Linked DNA regions of Homo sapiens: region 2 is linked to region 1. Evidence: chromatin loops called from intact Hi-C (ENCODE). Cell type or tissue: lower lobe of right lung. All regions are shown on one strand.

Region 1 (2,500 bases):
ACCAGCCTGGCCAACATGGCGAAACCCCATCTCTATTATAAATACAAAAATTAGCTCGGCATGGTGGCGGGTGCTGTAATCCCAGCTACTCAGGAGGCTGAGGCAGGAGAATCACTTGAACCCAGGAGGCGGAGGTTGCAGTGAGCTGAGACCGCAGCATTGCACTCCAGCCTGGGTGACAGAGTGACACTCAGTTTCAAAAACAAACAAACAAACAACAACAACAAAAAAAAACAGGGATGGGAGGTGGGGAGCAATTTGGGAGTCTCAGATGGAGACTTGGTCTTAGAACTCAGAAATCCCCACCTTGAGGAACCCACGCACCCTGAGCCAGCAGCCTCATCAGCCTCGAAGCATTTATTGAGCACTGCCTGTACATCCACAGGAGGGTGATGACAGGATTGGCACAGTGACCGTCCTGTCCCCTTGTTGGGGGTCTCTCCTCTTCCCCCTCTAGGAGCTGAGGGAGCTGAGGAGCGGCATGAGGGACAGGGAGGGGGCGGCAGAGCTTCCTGGGGCCTCAAGGACAATCCTTTCCTGTACCCATTCTTCAGATGGGGAAACTGAGGCCATGGAGGCGTTAGGACGCCCTGAGTCACCCAGCAGGGACTGAAGGGGTTCTGGGTGGAGGTTAGGACATCTTAGGCTCAGTGCCCGGGGATCACGTACTCCTCTTCATCCATTGGGGCCTGGCCCAGTGACTGCAGGTTACAGTAGACAGGCTGGGAAGCCAGGTCGATGTCCTTGTAGTTGATGTAAAAGTCATTGTCCTCTGAAGGGTGAGCCCTGGGGGGACAGACAGACCAGGGGTAAGTGTGGGAGGGGGAGGACTCAGGGGACAGGCACATGAGCTTTGAGAAAGTCCAGAGTGGGCCAGGTGCTCTGACTCACGCCTGTAATCCAGCACTTTGGGAGGCTGAGGTGGGTGGATCACCTGAGATCATGAGTTCAAGACCAGCCTGGACAACATGATGAAACCTCGTCTCTACTAAAAATACAAAAATTATCCAGGCATGGTGGCACAGGCCTGTAGTCCCAGCTACTCGGGAGTCTGAGGCAGGAGAATCACTTGAACCCAGGAGGTAGAGGTTGTAGTGAGCCGAGATCGTGCCATTGCACTTCAGCCTGGGAGACAGAGCAAGACTCTATCTCAGAAGGAAAAAAAAAAAGAAAGCTTCAGAGTGGCTCAGTCCACCCCGAATATTTACATATGGGGAAACTGGCACGGGCTAGCGTTCTGACTCCTAGCCAACCCCACCTCTCTCTGAGGAGGCTGCGGGAGGGCAGTGATTTAGGGAAGGTTCTGTGGGTGTAACGCTGCGGTCTGAGGACCCTGAACCCTTTTTCCTTCCTTAAAAATGAGATAGCGGCCAGGCGCGGTGACTCATGCCTGTAATCCCAGCACTTTGGGAGGCCAAGGCAGAAGGTCTGCTTGAGGCCAGGAGTTTGAGACCATCCTGAGCAACAGGGTGAGACCCCATCTCTACAAAAAATTAAAAAATTATTCAGGCGTGGTGACGTGTGCCTGGAGTCCCATCTCCTCGGGAGGCTGAGGTGGGAGGACCGCTTGAGCCCAGGAGGTCGAGCCTACAGTGAGCCGTTATCACACCACTGCACTGCAGCCTGGATGACAGAGGGAGACCCCGTCTCAAAAAAAACAGAAATTGAGGTAGCTGTTCATTATTACATTAAAATCTAAATTTTTGTTTCCTCTTGAAAAATCGGAAGCTCTGGCCACGTCAGTCACATGCACACAAGTGGCTGCACCCACACTCTGTGCTCCTTCCGATGGGAAATGTTTTCACCACTGAAGCAACTGACTTTGTGGCCCTCATATATAAAAGCAAGTCTCTGAGCCTCAGTTTCTGCATCTATAGAATTGGTCAAGGAGCAGGTAGCTACTTAGGAATATTTGTTATGGTCAGCAAGACCTCCAGAGAATTTTCCTGCCTCCTGAACATTCTAATTCCAACCCAGCTCCTCTTGTAAAAAGGGCCACTGGGCCAGGTGCGGTGGCTCACGCCTATAATCCCAGCACTTTGAGAGGCCAAGGTGGGCAGATCACCTGAGGTCAGGAGTTCAAGACCAGCCTGGCCAACATGGCAAAACCCCGTCTCTACTAAAATTAGCCGGGTGTGATGGTGGGCGCCTGTAATCCCAGCTACTCGGGAGGCTGAGGCAGGAGGCAGGAGAATCACTTGAACCCGGGAGGTGAAGGTTGCAGTGAGCCGAGATCATGCCATTGCACTCTAGCCTGGGCGACAGAGCGGGAAAAAAAAAAAGGCAAAAGGGCTACTTTGTGTTAACAGCATCTATCAGTCAATTATACTCTAGTACGAATTGCCCACCAACCCCTAAGTGGTTGTAGGGGGACGAACAGGTCTGGGACGCAGGGTTTGTGTCCTGCCTTTTTTGACTGGCTATGTGACCTTGGACAAGTCATTTCCCTGCCTCCCAGAGCCTCCATGTCTGTAACTGTAAGATGCAGGGTGGAAATGAC
Region 2 (2,500 bases), 43 kb before region 1:
TACATCAGGCAATGTGAACAGACCTTAAGTTTCCCTATCACTTTGGTGAGAAACTTTTTTTTTGTTTTGAGATGGGGTCTTGCTCTGTTGCCTAGGTTGGAGCGCAGTGGTACAATCATAGCTCACTGCAGCCTCGACCTCCTGGGCTCCGGTGATCCTCTTGCCTCAGCCTCCCAAGTAGCTGGGACTACAGGCATGCACCACCATGCCTGGCTAATTTTTTAAATTTTATTTTTTGTAGAGATGGGATCTCACTATATTGCCCTGGCTGGTCTTGAACTTCCGGGCTCAAATGATCCTTCCACCTCGGCCTCCCAAAGAAGCTGGGATTATAGGTGTGAGCCACCGAGCCCTGCCATCAGGTGGGTCTTGGCAAACACACACATGAACACCTCTCTTGTGACTGCAGGTCTTGGGGTATGTGTATATGCTGACAGTGGTTTTCTTTCTTTCTTGTTTTTTTGTTTGTTTGTTGTTTTTTATTTTTGTTTTTGAGACAGAATCTCACTCTGTCATCCAGGCTGGAGGGCAGTGGTGCAATCTCAGCTCACTGCAACCTCCACCTCCCGGGTTCAAGTGATTCTCATGCCTCAGCCTCCTGGGTAGCTGGGACTCAGCTAATTTTTGTATTTTTAGTAGAGACAGGGTTTCGCCATGTTGGCCAGGCTGATCTTGAACTCCTGGCCTCAAGCAATCCTCCTGCCTCAGCCTCCCAAATCGCTGGGATTACAGGTGTGAGCCACCCACCCCTGACCCTATTTTTCTGAATACAGCTTTCCCTGTTGATTTTTAAAGTAACACATCCCATGAGACTCAAGACATCACCTTGTGCCCATTAGGGAAAAGACAGAAAAGAGGCAGATCTGTTGATATGGGACTATGGGTTGTTTTATTTTATTGTTTTTGATTTTGTAAAACACTGAAATGGTTTAAAAGTCAAAATCATGCGATGAGTTTTTTGCATAGAAGTCTCCCTCCCGTCCCCATCGCCGCTCCCATTCCTTCCTTGCCCAGAAGGTGGCACAGTCTCGCCACGGGTCATGCCGGGAAATCCCTCCAGGTTGGTCCAAACAGAGATTACTCATTCTTTTAAATATTTTCATTTTGTTTTTAATTTTGATGAAATCCAGTTTATCAATTATTTTTCTTTTATTGTCTGTGCTTTTCGTGTCATTTGGTGTGTGGGGGCTTTTTGGTCTTTTTTCGAGATGGGGTCTCACTGTGTTGCCCAGGCTGACCTCAAACTCCTGGCCTCAAGTGGTCCGCCCCAGTAGCTGGGATTACAGGCATGAGCCACTGTGCCTGGCTGCTGATTTGTTTTTTGTTTGTTGGTTTGTTTTGAGACACAGCGAGACTCTAGCTGGAGTGCAGTGGTGTGATCTTGGCTCACTGCAACCTCCACCTCCCAAGTTCAAGCGATTCTCCTGCCTCGCCCTCCCGAGTAGCTGGGACTACAGGCATGCGACACCACGCCTGGCTAATTTTTTTGTGTATTTTTAGTAGAGACGGGGTTTCACCATGTTGGCCAGGCTGGTCTGAAACTCCTGACCTCAAATGATCTATCCATCTCGACCTTCCAAAGTGCTGGGATTACAGGCATGAGCCACTGCACCCGGCCTGTTGATTTGTTTTTAAGAGAAAAGAGCTCTGTGGGTCTCCTCTTGGAGATTAGGGGAAGACGCATTTATAAACGGTAAAATTTTCTCCTCTGGGACGTATTGAATATGAGGTGGGAAAACCAGGCTTCAGTGTAACGATCTCTCTCAATAGCAAGTATGTATTGACTGATCTGCAGTGCAGCAATGCCCCTACTTGGCATTTATGCCCCACCCATCAGCATGAGAAGTTTGCATGAGGACGTTCACTGCAGCTTGGCTTTACAGTAAGGAAAATTAGAAGCCACTTAGATGTTCCAATGTAGGGGAATGTTTAAATCCATAGCGACCAGTTTCTGAGGTGGAGTATTATGCAGCAGAGAAAAGGATGCGCTGAGATCTCCGTATAGTAATGTAGACAGATCTCTGAAATAGACTGCTGAGTGGAGCAAACAGAGTTGCAGGATAAAATCAATGGCTGGGCACAGTGGCTCATGCCTGTCATCCCAGCACTTTGGGAGGCCGAGGTAGGAAGATCGCTTGAGCCCTGGAGGTCAAGGCTGCAGCGAGCGCTGATGGCGCCACTGCACTCCAGCCTCAGTGACCAGAGCTGGACCCTGTCTCAGAATTGCTTTTTTACTGCCTATGAATGGAAAAGCAGCAGTAAATCTTTTTAAAAACTTTACTTTTGGCCGGGCACAGTGGCTCACGTCTGTAATCCCAGCATTTTGGGAGGCCAAGGTGGGCGGATCATGAGGTCAGGAGATGGAGACCATCCTGGCCAACATGGTGAAACCCCGTCTCTACTAAAAATACAAAAATAAGCGGGGCATGGTGCCTGTAATCCCAGCTACTCGGGAGGCTGAGGCAGGAGAATCACTTGAACCCAGAAGGTGGAGGTTGCA

The links. Hi-C counts contacts between places; a loop is a spot of excess contacts. Peaks named below come from ENCODE experiments on the same cell type or tissue, not always from the same donor. Only the 100,000 strongest peaks of a DNase experiment are listed, where the experiment ranks them.
Region 2: a loop joins it to region 1, with 4 times the contacts of the local background. A loop is called at or near these places in 52 of 110 quality-filtered maps.

The regions. Positions count from the first base shown.
Region 1 is chr19:18,391,340-18,393,839 of GRCh38, forward strand. It overlaps LRRC25 (leucine rich repeat containing 25), which reads right to left. Exons shown (of 2, transcript NM_145256.3): 2 at 1-786. The coding sequence ends at 648. Among named protein-coding and RNA genes, the nearest start is that of LRRC25, 5.0 kb to the right of the region's middle. In lower lobe of right lung, no CTCF peak of the experiment used is centred here; a DNase peak (open chromatin) is centred at 1,302; H3K4me3 peaks cover 1,064 bases; H3K27ac peaks cover 1,466 bases.
Region 2 is chr19:18,348,707-18,351,206 of GRCh38, forward strand. The region is part of intron 2 of PGPEP1 (pyroglutamyl-peptidase I); the gene reads left to right. Among named protein-coding and RNA genes, the nearest start is that of PGPEP1, 9.4 kb to the left of the region's middle. RefSeq lists a silencer at 948-1,156. In lower lobe of right lung, a CTCF peak has its summit at 1,011 (motif pointing right); a DNase peak (open chromatin) is centred at 1,015.